3 separate regions of the Homo sapiens genome follow, and all the other regions are linked to region 1. The links are chromatin contacts, found by Hi-C or POLR2A ChIA-PET in ENCODE. All regions are on one chromosome and are shown on one strand. The core of a region is the stretch at or near the end of the contact, and the rest is flanking DNA. Distances in the headings are between cores, read along the strand shown.

Region 1 (4,197 bases), core at 452-2,951:
TGCTATTGACATTTATGCCTGCTGACTGTCTGGATAATTTCTATTATTGGAAGAGGCAATAAAGGACCTGGTGACGGTTCGAGGGCACACAGGAAACGGTCTGGTAGAAACTTATCTTAGGCCAATGCAAAGATGAAAATTCTTCAGGAAAGATGGACAACCCCAAACACACCTAACGTTGCCTCCTGCTTTCAAACAACTGGCAAAGCTGATCAATTCTAGCTGTGTTTTTCCAACCGTTCTTTATACTTCTACCTCACTTAAAAAAAATCAGCACATTTCAAATCATGATTAGAACTGAACTTTCTCCTGCAGGCTCACTAGGAACTGACAATAACACAGGTTCCTCTAGGAGAGAAGGGTCGGCATGAGAAGAATCTTTTAATTCTTCCTGGCATGCACACAGGCTACGATGGCACTGGGGGCATTGCTCTCATATTGGAGCGATTGCTAATTTTGCAAAATCCCCAGTGTGAAAGCCCTCCCTTGCTGTAGCATTGACTAACTTCAGCGCGGCCCAGCCCCAGGAATATCAGTAACAAGGCACAGCTGAGTTTGTCAGTGGCCGCTGTCAGCCGGCTGCTTTTCCTGCTTTCCTGGTTTGCGGTTTTTTTCTACCACTAACAAAATATGATGCTTCTTTCTGTTTTCCTGTATTCATTTCTGCTTATTTCTCCAAGGACGAGCCCTGTGTTCTCTTTACGACCCAATGTTTACAAATCGACGGGCACCACATTGAGTAAAAACTGCCAGCCAATTTGGAGAGGCGATCGCAGGGCTTCGCCTATCCCTTCCTCCGGGACAGTTTGGATGGGAGTAGCTGGCGCGAGGGCTCGTTCCCCCGTTTTTGGGTAATTCCTTTGGCACTGGGAGACGAGATGGCCTCCGGAGGGTGGAAGGCAGTGCCAGCCCGGCCGGCCACTGGGGACTGCGGGGCCCGGAGACGCGCGGGGTCCCCGGGGAGCTCCTCGCCGCCCTCGCCCCACTTCGTCCGGGTCCCTCAAACATGTCGCAGCGTGGCTGCTCACTGTCCCCTCTGGGCAAGAGGAGGCCCCAGACATTTCCACGGGATCTGAACTCCCGAGCGCCCTGCACGGAGCAGCCATCCCGCCAGCACCCCAAAGTGAAGCTGCTCACAACGGACAAGCCCGGAGACCCCATGAGAGGCCGGGGTGGAGAAGCCGGGGGTGAAGGGGGGCAGGGGCCGGCGCGCCACGCGGTCCTTACCTTTCCGCTTGGACCTCCGCCTCCTCCTCCTCTTGGACTTGCATTTGAGTTGACTGCTCAGCCCTCCAGACCCTCTGCCGCTCCCCAGGACCGAGGCCATGGCCGAGACCCAGGCGCGGAGCCCAGAGCCGCCTCCCTCCTGCACCTGCACCTGCCTCCTTCCCGGCAGCCGCCGCCGCCGCTGCTGCGAAGCTTGAGGTTGCAAACCCGGGAGCGGCTCACTTTTCAGGACTGAGCAGGAAAGCGCGCTCCGTCTCTCTGTCTCTCGAATTGTTCTCTATGACTTGCTCCCACTGGGCTGGGGGCCTCGGCTGGGCGCCTGGAGCGAGCTGCTCCCTGGTCAGGGAGGGCGGGGAAGGGCGCGCGGCGTCCTGAGTGCTCCGAGCTTCCCGCGGGCTCTGCCTCCTGCTCTGGGCTCCCAGCGCAGGGAGGCTACTTTTGCGCCTCTGCTAGTTGTTTGGCACCAGCCACTTTGAAGCCAATCACGCAGGGAGCTTGTCTATTTGCTGCAGCAGCGTCTAATTAGATCCAATCACAACTGCTTTCTGGCTCTGACATCAGCAGCAGCACCAGCCGCACCGCCGCCTGGCCGCTTGCAAACTCAGCTCCCGTTTGGACGGTGAAGCTCCCAGGACCGGCGGCTGGAGGGAGGCTGCTCCCGGGGAACAAGGACGCGGCGCGGGTGCGTCTGGGAGAGACCGGGGGAGCCTCCAGGAGGGACCCTGCCCGGGAGGACGAGGCCTCCTGCCGCAGCCTCGCGGACAGCTCAGCTCGCCCTGCTCAGAAAGACACAGGGACGGGTTTTTCCAACCAACAGTTTTTAACTAGTCAATTCATTACCATGCTCCTTGTGTCAAGGGGGGGAAATACCTCTTTCAGAAATGCAGAGACCGCACTTCCTCAGAAACGGACTGAGGTTTGCAATTCCCCAGGAGACAGCGTCCTGAGGGGCATTTATTCCTCAGAGCCTGCATGCTTGTCTGTTTGCCTCTTCTTTCCCCTCTTCATATTCCTTGGCCGTTTCCAATGCAAAAGATAAATCTTGCATAAAGACAGAGGTTTTGGGATCTGAGTCTGATTTTTGCCGTCAGGAATTTCATGTGTTGCTTTATTTAGGGAACAATGACACAAAAGGAAGAGAAAGCTCTCAGCGGAGAGTTTTGTTGCCAAATGTAATATTTGGATGGAAGAAAGTAACATTTACAAAGAGGTGGATTGCACACTGAAATAGTTTTAAGCAATTTTTTTTTCCAGGAATGTCCTATGTTTCAAGATTATACTTATGGAACCCTGGAAGTCTTATGTAAAATATAAAGAGGAATAGAATCTGGTAATCATCATTGCATCTTGTATTTAAATCACATAAGCTTTTAATTACAATAGTCATGTTTTTAAAAAAATCCACTCTAAAATTCATTAGCACACATTAACATGTTGATATAAAAATGGCACACAAATATTTCTGCTATTCATTGCCTCACATGCAACCTTTTCAGCTGCTTATGTGCCTAGAAATTTCCAGATAATTTTTATCATAAGAAAAAAGAATCACTCTGGGGGACATTGGAAATAATTAGGATGATCCTGTGTTGTTATGTGCTGAGCTGATAGATCGTAGCTCAGTTTTCATTGATGAGAGAGAGTAAGACATTTGATTTCAAATCTTAACTCTACTGCTATGACCTCGGGTAAGTTAAACCGTGCCTCAGTTTCCTCATCTGTAAACTGGGGATAACAACGTCACCCACCTCATAAGTTCATTCATACTCGTTGAATCAGTATCAACCAGTATAGACAGGAACTGGAACATGTTAATTACTCTATGATTATTTATTAAATTTTTTCCAGCAAATAATTTGGAAGGAATGAGCGTATGTTGCAGACAAGCCTCAGAAAGACAGGGCTTCTGCGTTTTCCTTTTAGAATGTTGAACCTTCTAGTCCAACTCAGACTGAGGACCACAATCAAACCAACATCCCTCTTCAGGGCTGGCTTCAACAACCCTGTTCCCATGACAGCACAGCTCAGCTCTGCTGATAATTCCCAGCGAGGGTTGAGAAGGCACATAGCTCTCTCACTTCCTCTCTGCAATACCCGAGATATTTGAGTGCTTAAACTATATCGAGAAACACAGCTCTAGGACTCTGCCTGTGAAACTTCTGAGCTTCACACAATGTGCTGCACTAATCCAGAGTTGCCCTATTTCTGTATCTGCAGAAAACCCATCAGGGGGTGGAGTCACCGAAGGAAGGTGCTTCAGAAGAGCTTCACACACACACACAGCCCCCACAAGGTGGTCAGCATTTATTAATGGCCCCAATAGCTCCATCATCACACGGAGCAACCGTGCTGTCTGGGAGACTCGTATACATGAACCCTTGTTTCACTCCAAGGGCAGGTATGGTGGCCGGAAAGTAACGTGTCTGTTAAATGTTCTTCTGATGTTGGTGGAGTGGGGAAACAAAACTGAAAACTGTCTTTGAACACTTCATTTAGACCCTAATTTGAAAGTTACGATCGAAATTTTGGCAAACCTTTTTCTTGAAGTTCCTCCAATTGGTTCTTTTTTGTATAATTTATGAAAATGCTGTTTTCACAGATACTTGCTGTTTTCTGTATTTTATTTATTTTGCATAAGACGATGCATAATAGATGATGCTAGGGCGACGGCTAGGCGAGAAAGCCTTTGTTTCTCATCACAGAGGGGCTTTAAAGAAGAGGCTCGCAGCGACAAGTGCGTTAACTCCAGCGTGGTTTCCAGCACGTCTCACTCTGCTGTTGCAAGCAGGGCTGCGAGTGAGCAGTGCTGGTAAGCTGCCATTCCCCGATGAGCCTCCTCACCTCCTGCCTGTTTCCCACAGTGCCTCAGCGCAGCTTTGCAACGTGGTGGGATGAGCAGCAGTTGGAAGAGGCTTCAGGAGCAGGAGCCAATCTCGCCCGGTGCCCATCAGGAGATGTCGCTGTGGTGTC
Region 2 (4,197 bases), core at 535-3,034, 760 kb after region 1:
GTAACCTTACAGCTAAGACTCAAACCCAGGTTTTCTGACTCTGAATTCAAAAACTCACAGACCAATGCCAGGGTCAACCAGATCTACATGTGATTTTAATGGGTTATTTTTAGGACATCATAAGGAATTCGGTAAGAAATTTTATTCTGAGATTTGGAAAATCAAGCCCTACCACAGTTTAAACACAATGGTCACAATTTAAATATATTTTAAAATTCATGTGTTCCAGTTTAGGGCTTTGTTTTCAATCATTTTTTCTTAATTTTTGATTTAAAACAACCTGTCTAAAGTTAATGGAACTCCTTATTCTGTGCCTTAAATAAGATGGGAGTTCCCTGAGAAAAGAAATGGAAGTTCTTAGCCCGGCAGCTCCGTTCAATACCGTGGAAGTCACGTGGATTCCAACACCCGCGGTCTTTCCCTTGGCTTTCAGGTGTATTTCTCCTCTAAGGATAGATTAGAACAAAAGTCATAGGAAAGGAAATTTAAATTTTTCTGCAGACTGAGCTAAGCCAAAAAAATGTGTGACATGCTCTTGTACATTTTTCCCTTCTCTAAGGTAACTTGTAAAGGACCCTATTTTGTCAGATCACCTATATGTATTTCAACATTCCGTGATATTGCCTTGTCCTTCTTCATAAGCTTATAGGAATCCTTGAAAGTGGAATGCGTGATGTCCATCAGTGACTTCAGGGTTTGTGGAGCAAACGCTATGGTAGCACCGGGAAGAACAGTGGGTGAGAGGTGACCCCAAAGTTCAGGAATATTGCTTCTGACCCCACTTCCTCAGCTAGCACGTCTGGTGTGTCACAGCAGAGTCCAGCAAAGGTAACCAACAACAAAGGGAAAACTAGACACAGTTGCCTGGAATAAATACGAAAGGTAAGAACAAACAAAATCTGTAGCTGCTTGTCTGTTTAACAGTATAAGCCAATGAGGGATCGTAAACTCAGGGAACCACCTCCAGTGTACACACGTTCAGACGCACACAGGCTTACACACACAAACACACAGGCTCAGACACACATTTGCTCAAACACACACACGCTCAAACACACACACTCAAACACACACATGCTCAAACACACACAATAAACACACAGGCTCAGACACACACCTGCACAAACACACACACAAACACACACCTGCTCAAACACACGCACACTCAAACACACAGGCTCAAACACACGCCCAAATATACATACCCACCCAAGCTCAAACACACTCACACACTAAAACACACAGGCTCCCACACACACACACAAACACACAGTAAAATACACAGGCTCAAACACAAACACTCTCTCACACACACTAAAACACACAGGCTCAAACACACACACACTCTCTCTCAAACGTATACACCCTCAAACGCACTGGAGCTACGTTATTTGAGCAAGCATTTTAGGCCCCAGACCATGATTTAAGTATAAATTCAGTGCCTTCTTTTCTGCATTATGCTCATTTCAACGTAATATAATCTTTACTTATTTCAAATACAAAAAAAATCACTCTTCTCTAGAACTAAAGGAAACACAAAGTACAATCGCCCCACTCTTCATGTAACGCTGTGAAAGAATCCTGCTCATCAGAACGAATTCTAACGGGTCGCTGAATGTGAAGCTCACGTCACCAACAAAGCGCGGTTTCCTCCCTCGCCATCCTTCCTCATGGTCGCGCACCCGGTTCACCTCACCAACAAAGCGCGGTTTCCTCCCTCGCCCTTCTTCCTCGGGATCGTGCACGCGGTTCACGTCACCAACAAAGCGCGGTTTCCTCCCTCGCCAGACTTCCTCATGGTCGCGCACCCGTTTCACCTCACCAACAAAGCGCGGTTTCCTCCCTCGCGATCCTTCCTCGTGATCGCGCACCCAGCTCACCTCACCAGCAAAGCGCGGTTTCCTCCCTGGCAATACTTCCTCGGGATCGTGCACCCGTTTCACCTCACCAACAAAGCGCGGTTTCCTCCCTCGCCATCCTTCCTCATGGTCGCGCACCCGGCTCACCTCAAGAACAAAGCGCGGTTTCCTCCCTGGCAATACTTCCTCGGGATCGTGCACGCGGTTCACCTCACCAACAAAGCGCGGTTTCCTCCCTCGCCATCCTTCCTCGTGGTCGCGCACCCGGCTCACCTCAAGAACAAAGCGCGGTTTCCTCCCTCGCCATCCTTCCTTATGGTCGCGCACCCGGCTCACCTCAACAACAAAGCGCGGTTTCCTCCCTCGCCATCCTTCCTCGTGGTCGCGCACCCGGTTGGATTTCACAGTCATGGAAGTTCTGCTTTAAAATCCGTTTCTGAAGAAGTGTTAATGGTATTGTATCTCACCATATCTTTTTTCTTCTTTATATGACACTGGTTTTTAAATTATAACTCCTGGTGTATAATGAGATAAATTCACCAAAGCCTGGTTCGTGCCCCACAATGCCTTCGTCACTTGGGCAACTGAGCCTTCTGTTAAGCAGGGAGCTCGCAAGCCAGCTCTTTCCGTGTTGCCTGTGTTACGTCCTGAGAAAGGCTTATATACGTGTGGTCCTTAATCAGTGGTGAAGTAATAATGAAAAAGAAGTGCCCATTACGAAGCACCTTCTATGTGGTATGACATAGTATTTCACCACCCTCAATTGGCCAATGTTTCTGAAAAATAAAAAATATTATATGTATTTTACTAATAAGGAATCTAAGAATCTGCGACTAGAAATCAAGTGTCCTGGTTGGACCCTTTCCACGTTGTGCAAAGGGTTTTGGTGAGGGCTGAATGCTTCGTGGGCTCTTTCTGCTTAACCATACCCTATGTATTAAAAGAAAAACAGTGGTCTTGCCTCAGAATGGTAATTTTCAAATATTTTCAGTAATTGAAACTTTTGCCTTTTATTAATGTAAACAGAATGAAATTTTTTTAAATGAGTATATATTTTGGAAAGGATCCTTACTCAGAGACCCTGCTTCAATAATTTTAGAGAAACTTGGGTTTTCAATGCCAAAAAGAAGAAAAAGAAAGACAAGCTTAAGAATACTGTCAGACTAATGCATTTGCCTGATGTGTGTGTATGTATAAACACGCGCATATATAATTTGCCTAACTACCAACAAAATCTTTAGAGGTGAAGATAGAATGATGGGTTTCAAAATTTCATGATACCTAAAATGCCTTCCTAATTTTTTGTTTTTTATTAGTTTTTTTTTCAACTACAAAAGATCTCAATCATGATAAACTGCTTGCTAGACCTGGTTTTCTGTCGTTGTCACCTATAAGCAAGACACATAAAACCCTGTTAAAAAAGCATTGGAAAACAAATATCTAAATAAACAATAGGTAAATGCTATCTGAAGGTCTGTATGTCAGTGGTTATATGAAGGTGATTAGAATCACTTCATTAAAATATTTTTATACATTTGGGAAAACAAATAAAAACCAAATATGCCTGGGAAAATGTTTCTTGATGCATGCCGCAAAATATTTATTTGCCCAGAATATTTATATGGATGATCTGAGAAATAAATATGGGTTACGTATTTCTCCGTGACTATGTCAGGGATAAGAAAAGATTAGATTACTAAGTAAAAAAAAAAAAAAAAAACTTTTCCTAGTGAAAATGTCAGAGCTTATAAGATAAGAATAAAGCAATTCTTTATTTTAGGCAAAATACGTATTTCAGTTGAAAATAACACAATAGCTATCATACAAGGGATGGGAAAACACATTTTGGTAGTGTGCATTAAACCAATTCCTTAGAGGAATGGTAGCTCAGGCATTCACTGCTAAGGGATATAGAAAATAATCTATAACTCCACTGCAAGCACAGAAAAGGGCTCGTTATTCATTTTCAGCATGAGGATTGCAAAACACTAGGCAAGATTCCCTGGGGGCAGGTTGGCAGACACTCTGAACAGGACACAGCCTGGGGACAGGTTGGCAGACCCTCTGACCAGGACACACCCTGGGGACAGGTTGGCAGACCCTCTGACCAGGACACACCCTGGGGACAGGTTGGCAGACCCTCTGAACAGGACACACCTTGGCGATAGGTTGGCAGACCCTCTGAACAGGACACAGGCAGACCCTCTGAAAAGTAGACCTCTGAACAGGACACACCCTGGAAACAGGTTGGCAGACCCTCTGAACAGCACGCAGATGGACCCTTAAACAGTAGACCCTCTGAACAGTACACAAGTGGACCCTCTGAACAGTACACAGG
Region 3 (4,197 bases), core at 1,019-3,518, 630 kb before region 1:
TTCACCTGTTGTTGTATTGCAGCACTGCTGTCTCTGTAGATGTGTACACACCTCTGTCTATAACACACACTTGTATATTTTCTTTGGCTGAGCCCTTTGAAAGGAAAACTCCAGCATGCATTTTCTAAGAATAAGGATGTTCTCCTAATACAGTACCATTGTTCAAATAAGAAAATTAGTAAAAATTCTATGGCATCCTTTATCTGGTCCACATTTAAATTTACTCAGTTCTCCCCAAAATGTCTTTGATACTTTTTTTAGAGCTAGGATTTAATCAGGATTCTCTCATCACATTTAGATATTATGTCCTTTGGCTTCTTTTAATCTAGAATGGTCCTTCCCCCATTTTTTGTTACTTTTTAGGATATTGAGTTTTTTGGTGAAGAATCCAAGCCTGCTCTTTTGCAGAACGCCCCTCATTCTGCATTTTTCTTATGACTTCCTTTAAGTGCCCCTCTGCTGTGCTATTGGTGTGCTGAAGCGCTCCTGCAGTTAAGATGGCGTCTGCAGGTCTGCCTGCCAGAGGTGCTCTCCTGTTTCAAATAGCGAAGCGACACTATTCTATGGATGTTAATTCCCCAGTGACCTTTCCTCGGTCCAGGGCTTCAGCTCATTGTTACGCTGAGTCCTGCAGAAGGGGATCTTTGTACTTCTGTCTACACTGGTTAGTTGGCACTGTGTTTTTTGAGTATTAGCGAGCATAGACACCTGCACTTTGTTGGTGTTGGTGGTTGTGATCCCTGTGGTTGCTTTGGTTTTGGCTTCTGTGATGCCCCCCCCCCCCGTGGAACCTGCAGGGCCCTGAGTGCCACCATCCTGGCACAGCTCCCTGCCCCAGGCTGGGAAGACCCAGCAGCTCTCACTGCATTGACTCTGGTCATCTGTATGGAGCACAAAAATCTGTCAGAGCTTTGAGAATTGGGTGAAGAGGGTAGTTTTGTGTCTAGAGAGCAGGGCAGCTTCCTATGTGCTTCTGATATGGGGGTTGCAGGGATAGGCCAGTGTGCCCTGCTGTGCCTGTCCCCTTTGAGGGCAGGATGGAAAGGCCGAAGAATTCTGTCCAGAGGAGGACGCAGTGGAGCCAGGGCTTGGTGAGTTGCTGGTTTGTGCCAGGCACTGTTGGAGCCCCTGGCATCACCCCAGTTCAGAGAGAGAAACTGAGGCATGAGGAGGCCAGGTGGTTTGCTGAGGGTTTGGCTCTAGGGGGTCATTCCAGAGCAGTCCCTCCTGGTGCCTTCAAGGTGCCTCTTGTGTTATTTAAGACCCTTCTAGTCCTGTATTGTCTCTGTTCAGTTGCCATATTTAACTGGAAGATTTTATTTTTGTTTTGTGTAAAAAGAAAAGTTTTTGTATTTATATCACCAGAGTTGATTGCAAGTGCATGTTTTCGCTTCTAAGGCTGTTGCAACCGTGTGGTCTTGGCCATTTGACTGTGAAGTGAAGTCAGTGCTGGTGGCATCTTTAAAATATCTGCTTAGGCTGGGCGCGGTGGCTCACGCCTGTAATCCCAGCACTTTGGGGATCACCTGAGGCTGGGAGTTTGAGACCAGCTTGACCAACATGGAGAAACTCTGTCTTTACTAAAAATACAAAATTAGCCAGGTGTGGTGGCGCACGCCTGTAATCCCAGCTACTTGGGAGGCTGAGGCAGGAGAATCGCTTGAACTTGGGAGGTGGAGGTTGCGGTGAGCCGAGATCACGCCGTTGCACTCCAGCCTGGGCAATGAGCGAAACTCCAAACTCCGTCTCAGAAAAAAAAAAATTCTGGTTAATTTGTGGTACATTTTTGCAGCTAGTGGATACATGAAACAATGGTAGTTTTTTAGAGAGCTGTACTTATGAAGAATGTAGTAAGTGTTATGAAAAAGTTCTTACTAATGTGGACCTATGAATACAGTTTCCTAGGGTTTATGTCTTCCTATTGGAATCAGGTGTGGGGGTAGAGTAAGGTGGAGTGTGTAATTCCCGTGTGCCCTTTCTCCCACATGGGTCTTCCAGGCTGTAGGCTGTGCTTCCATTCACCTGAACCACGGGGGTGAGGTGAACGTGGACCAGACCTGCCCGGGCCATGCTTACTCAGATCGTTTACGCTTTCTTTTTTCTTACTCAAATTATCATGAACTAGCGTATCTTGTTGATGTGTACATCCAAAAATACGTTTTGAAAAGATCTCTCTTTGGCGCTAATTTTGTTGCTGTGTCGGGGCGAGTCCGCTGGGCTGTTGGACATTGAGCTTCCCCTCACCGGCCTGGCGGTTTCTCAGCTGTGCGCATGCAGGATGAGGGCTTGGTCAGCAGGTGGAGCCGTGGACGCCTTTATTGAACACAAACTCTTCCTTCCTGACATCAGATCAGCTGTAAACCTTTAGACGTGCCTCATAATGAGAAAAGCAGGAAATGAGTCATTTTACAAAAATGTTTCATCTGAGGTGTCTTCTTAGTAACACTTGCCTTTGTCTCCGGCATGGGTTTTGTAGGTTCGAGCCAATACGACAAATAAAACCTACAGAGTGCGTGATCCTTACAAATGTGTAGAGCTGTGCATCCGCGCCACAGCACACCAGGGTGAGGGCCTCGCAGTGCGGTTTAGGTCCTGAGATGTGCGTCCGCGCCCCAGCACACCTGGGTGAGGTCCGGGGTGCGGGTTTAGTTCCTGAGAGGAATGGCCAGGTTGTGTGTGTGTGTTCCGTTTGGTCACTTGTCTGGGACGTTCTGAACATGACTTGTAAGAGCACACCCTGGGTCCCCTGCCTTCCCTGCCACCATGTCATTCTGAGGGACCCTCTGCGCCGGGGGCTTCTCTGCAGTGGCCACGGCATCGCCAAGGACATCCGTGAGCCTCCGATGGGTGTCCAGCGTGTTAGCGCCCAGACCCACAGGGCCTGGCACCCTGATAGGTGGGAATGTTGGCCCAGGGCCGGGCCTGAGGCCTGCAGGACTGCCTGCTCATCCGGGAAGTAGCTCTGCCGGTTTTACAGGGTGATCCTGAGTTCTTTTCACTAGTTCTTTTCCTGAGCATTGAAAGCAAAAGTCAGACATGTGTTCTTAGGAAGTTTGCTGTTCTTGTTGATGTAGGCTGGAAAGTTATATGCATGGTGTTTTTAGTGATACCCCTTAAACAGAGGCAGTATTTCTTCAACATGTGTGACTAAAAATACCCTTTCTCACATAATTTATATTAACATGATGTGGAATGTGCTTTTCAAAGTTTTATCTTAGGGCGTATTTTCACTTGTAGGAACTAAGCGTAAATTCTTTAGTATAGTATGTTGGAATCTAATGTCTTTTATAATGTAAATAATTAACTGTCTAGTTAAGGTGAATTGCTGTATATTGGGTTTTCTTAAGGCAAGAAGTAGCTCTAAAGGCTTAAGGTAACTGGCCCAGTTTTGTGATCCAGTTTCCAGGAGAGATTTTTCCCCACTTTCTTTTTTTTCTTACTGTAATCCCCATACTTTTACTTGCATTCTGTGCCTTTTTGAAAGACTGGAGTTTGAGTTCCAATGCTTCACTGTAAGAAAGAAAAGTGTAGCGAAATGGGTCCCCTGAAACGTGTGGTCATTACCTTTGCTGGATGGGGATGGAGCTCCGTGCTGTGAGCTGCTGAAGGCTTTGATCCTACGTGTTTAGAAGGACCAGTCACCTTTTCCTTTTGATGTGTCTTATTTCTTTCCACTCTGTGTTGTGGCATCTCTGTATTATAGCAGGAATTTTACCATGATAGTACTTAGTTGGCGTAACTGTGTGGCTGTTTTTATTTGACTGTTTGTTAGTGACCCAGCGTGTACTGATTTATATGAAAAGCAATTTTAGATACTTCATATAGCAGAAATGTGAAGTTGTAGTATGTGTTGTTATTAGAAATAATAAAAAGGCTTAATTTGAAAATTTCAGTGTGTCACAGGAATTCAGCTGTTGGTGGCTATTTCTCTCTCTCTCTTTTTTTTTTTTGTGAGACGGAGTCTCGCTCTGTTGCCCAGGCTGGAGTGCAGTGGTGCAATCTCGGCTCACTGCAACCTCCACCTCCTGGGTTCAAGCGATTCCCCTGCCTCAGCCTCCCAAGTAGCTGGGACTGCAGGCACGTGCCTTGGTGGCTATTTCTTACACCTTGTTTGATTGCACTCCGTAGATTGATGTTTTTTGCAAATGAAGGTCTGTGGAGCCCAGCCCTGGCTGAGCAGGTCTGTTGGTGCCAGTT

What was found. A loop is a pair of places that touch in the nucleus more often than their neighbours do. ChIA-PET counts read pairs that join two places held with the same protein, here RNA polymerase II (POLR2A). Pooled maps may share reads with other maps.
Region 2: a loop to region 1 is called in a map of MCF 10A, with 3 times the contacts of the local background. The contact joins the promoter of LINC02645 here to the promoter of ADARB2 in region 1. A Hi-C loop is called at or near these places in 1 of 168 maps with a recorded cell type or tissue (MCF 10A).
Region 3: a map of chondrocyte shows a loop between it and region 1 (2.7-fold over the local background). The contact joins the enhancer-like site here to the promoter of ADARB2 in region 1. A Hi-C loop is called at or near these places in 2 of 168 maps with a recorded cell type or tissue (HepG2 and chondrocyte), 2 of 37 single-sample maps with no recorded cell type and 8 of 50 pooled maps. POLR2A ChIA-PET finds 5 or more read pairs at or near these places in 1 of 52 experiments (activated CD4-positive, alpha-beta T cell).

The regions. Positions count from the first base shown.
Region 1 is chr10:1,735,824-1,740,020 of GRCh38, forward strand. ADARB2 (adenosine deaminase RNA specific B2 (inactive)) reads right to left here and starts at 1,702. Exons shown (of 10, transcript NM_018702.4): 1 at 1,228-1,702. The coding sequence starts at 1,327. RefSeq lists an enhancer at 1,034-1,630 and a silencer at 1,592-1,651.
Region 2 is chr10:2,499,678-2,503,874 of GRCh38, forward strand. LINC02645 (long intergenic non-protein coding RNA 2645) reads right to left here and starts at 1,785. Exons shown (of 3, transcript NR_136146.1): 1 at 1,697-1,785. LOC107983989 reads right to left here and starts at 2,492. Exons shown (of 2, transcript XM_011519770.3): 1 at 1,881-2,492. The coding sequence starts at 2,270. It overlaps LOC105376350 (a long non-coding RNA gene), which reads left to right and starts at 2,176. Exons shown (of 3, transcript NR_188174.1): 1 at 2,176-2,312.
Region 3 is chr10:1,107,968-1,112,164 of GRCh38, forward strand. The region is part of intron 11 of WDR37 (WD repeat domain 37); the gene reads left to right. Among named protein-coding and RNA genes, the nearest start is that of LINC00200, 50 kb to the right of the region's middle. RefSeq lists enhancers at 1,702-2,901, 2,219-2,801, 2,276-2,425, 2,802-3,382. Within about 2 kb of position 2,269, at least 6 of the 41 ENCODE cell types and tissues checked have a DNase peak (open chromatin) inside an H3K27ac peak, as active enhancers do.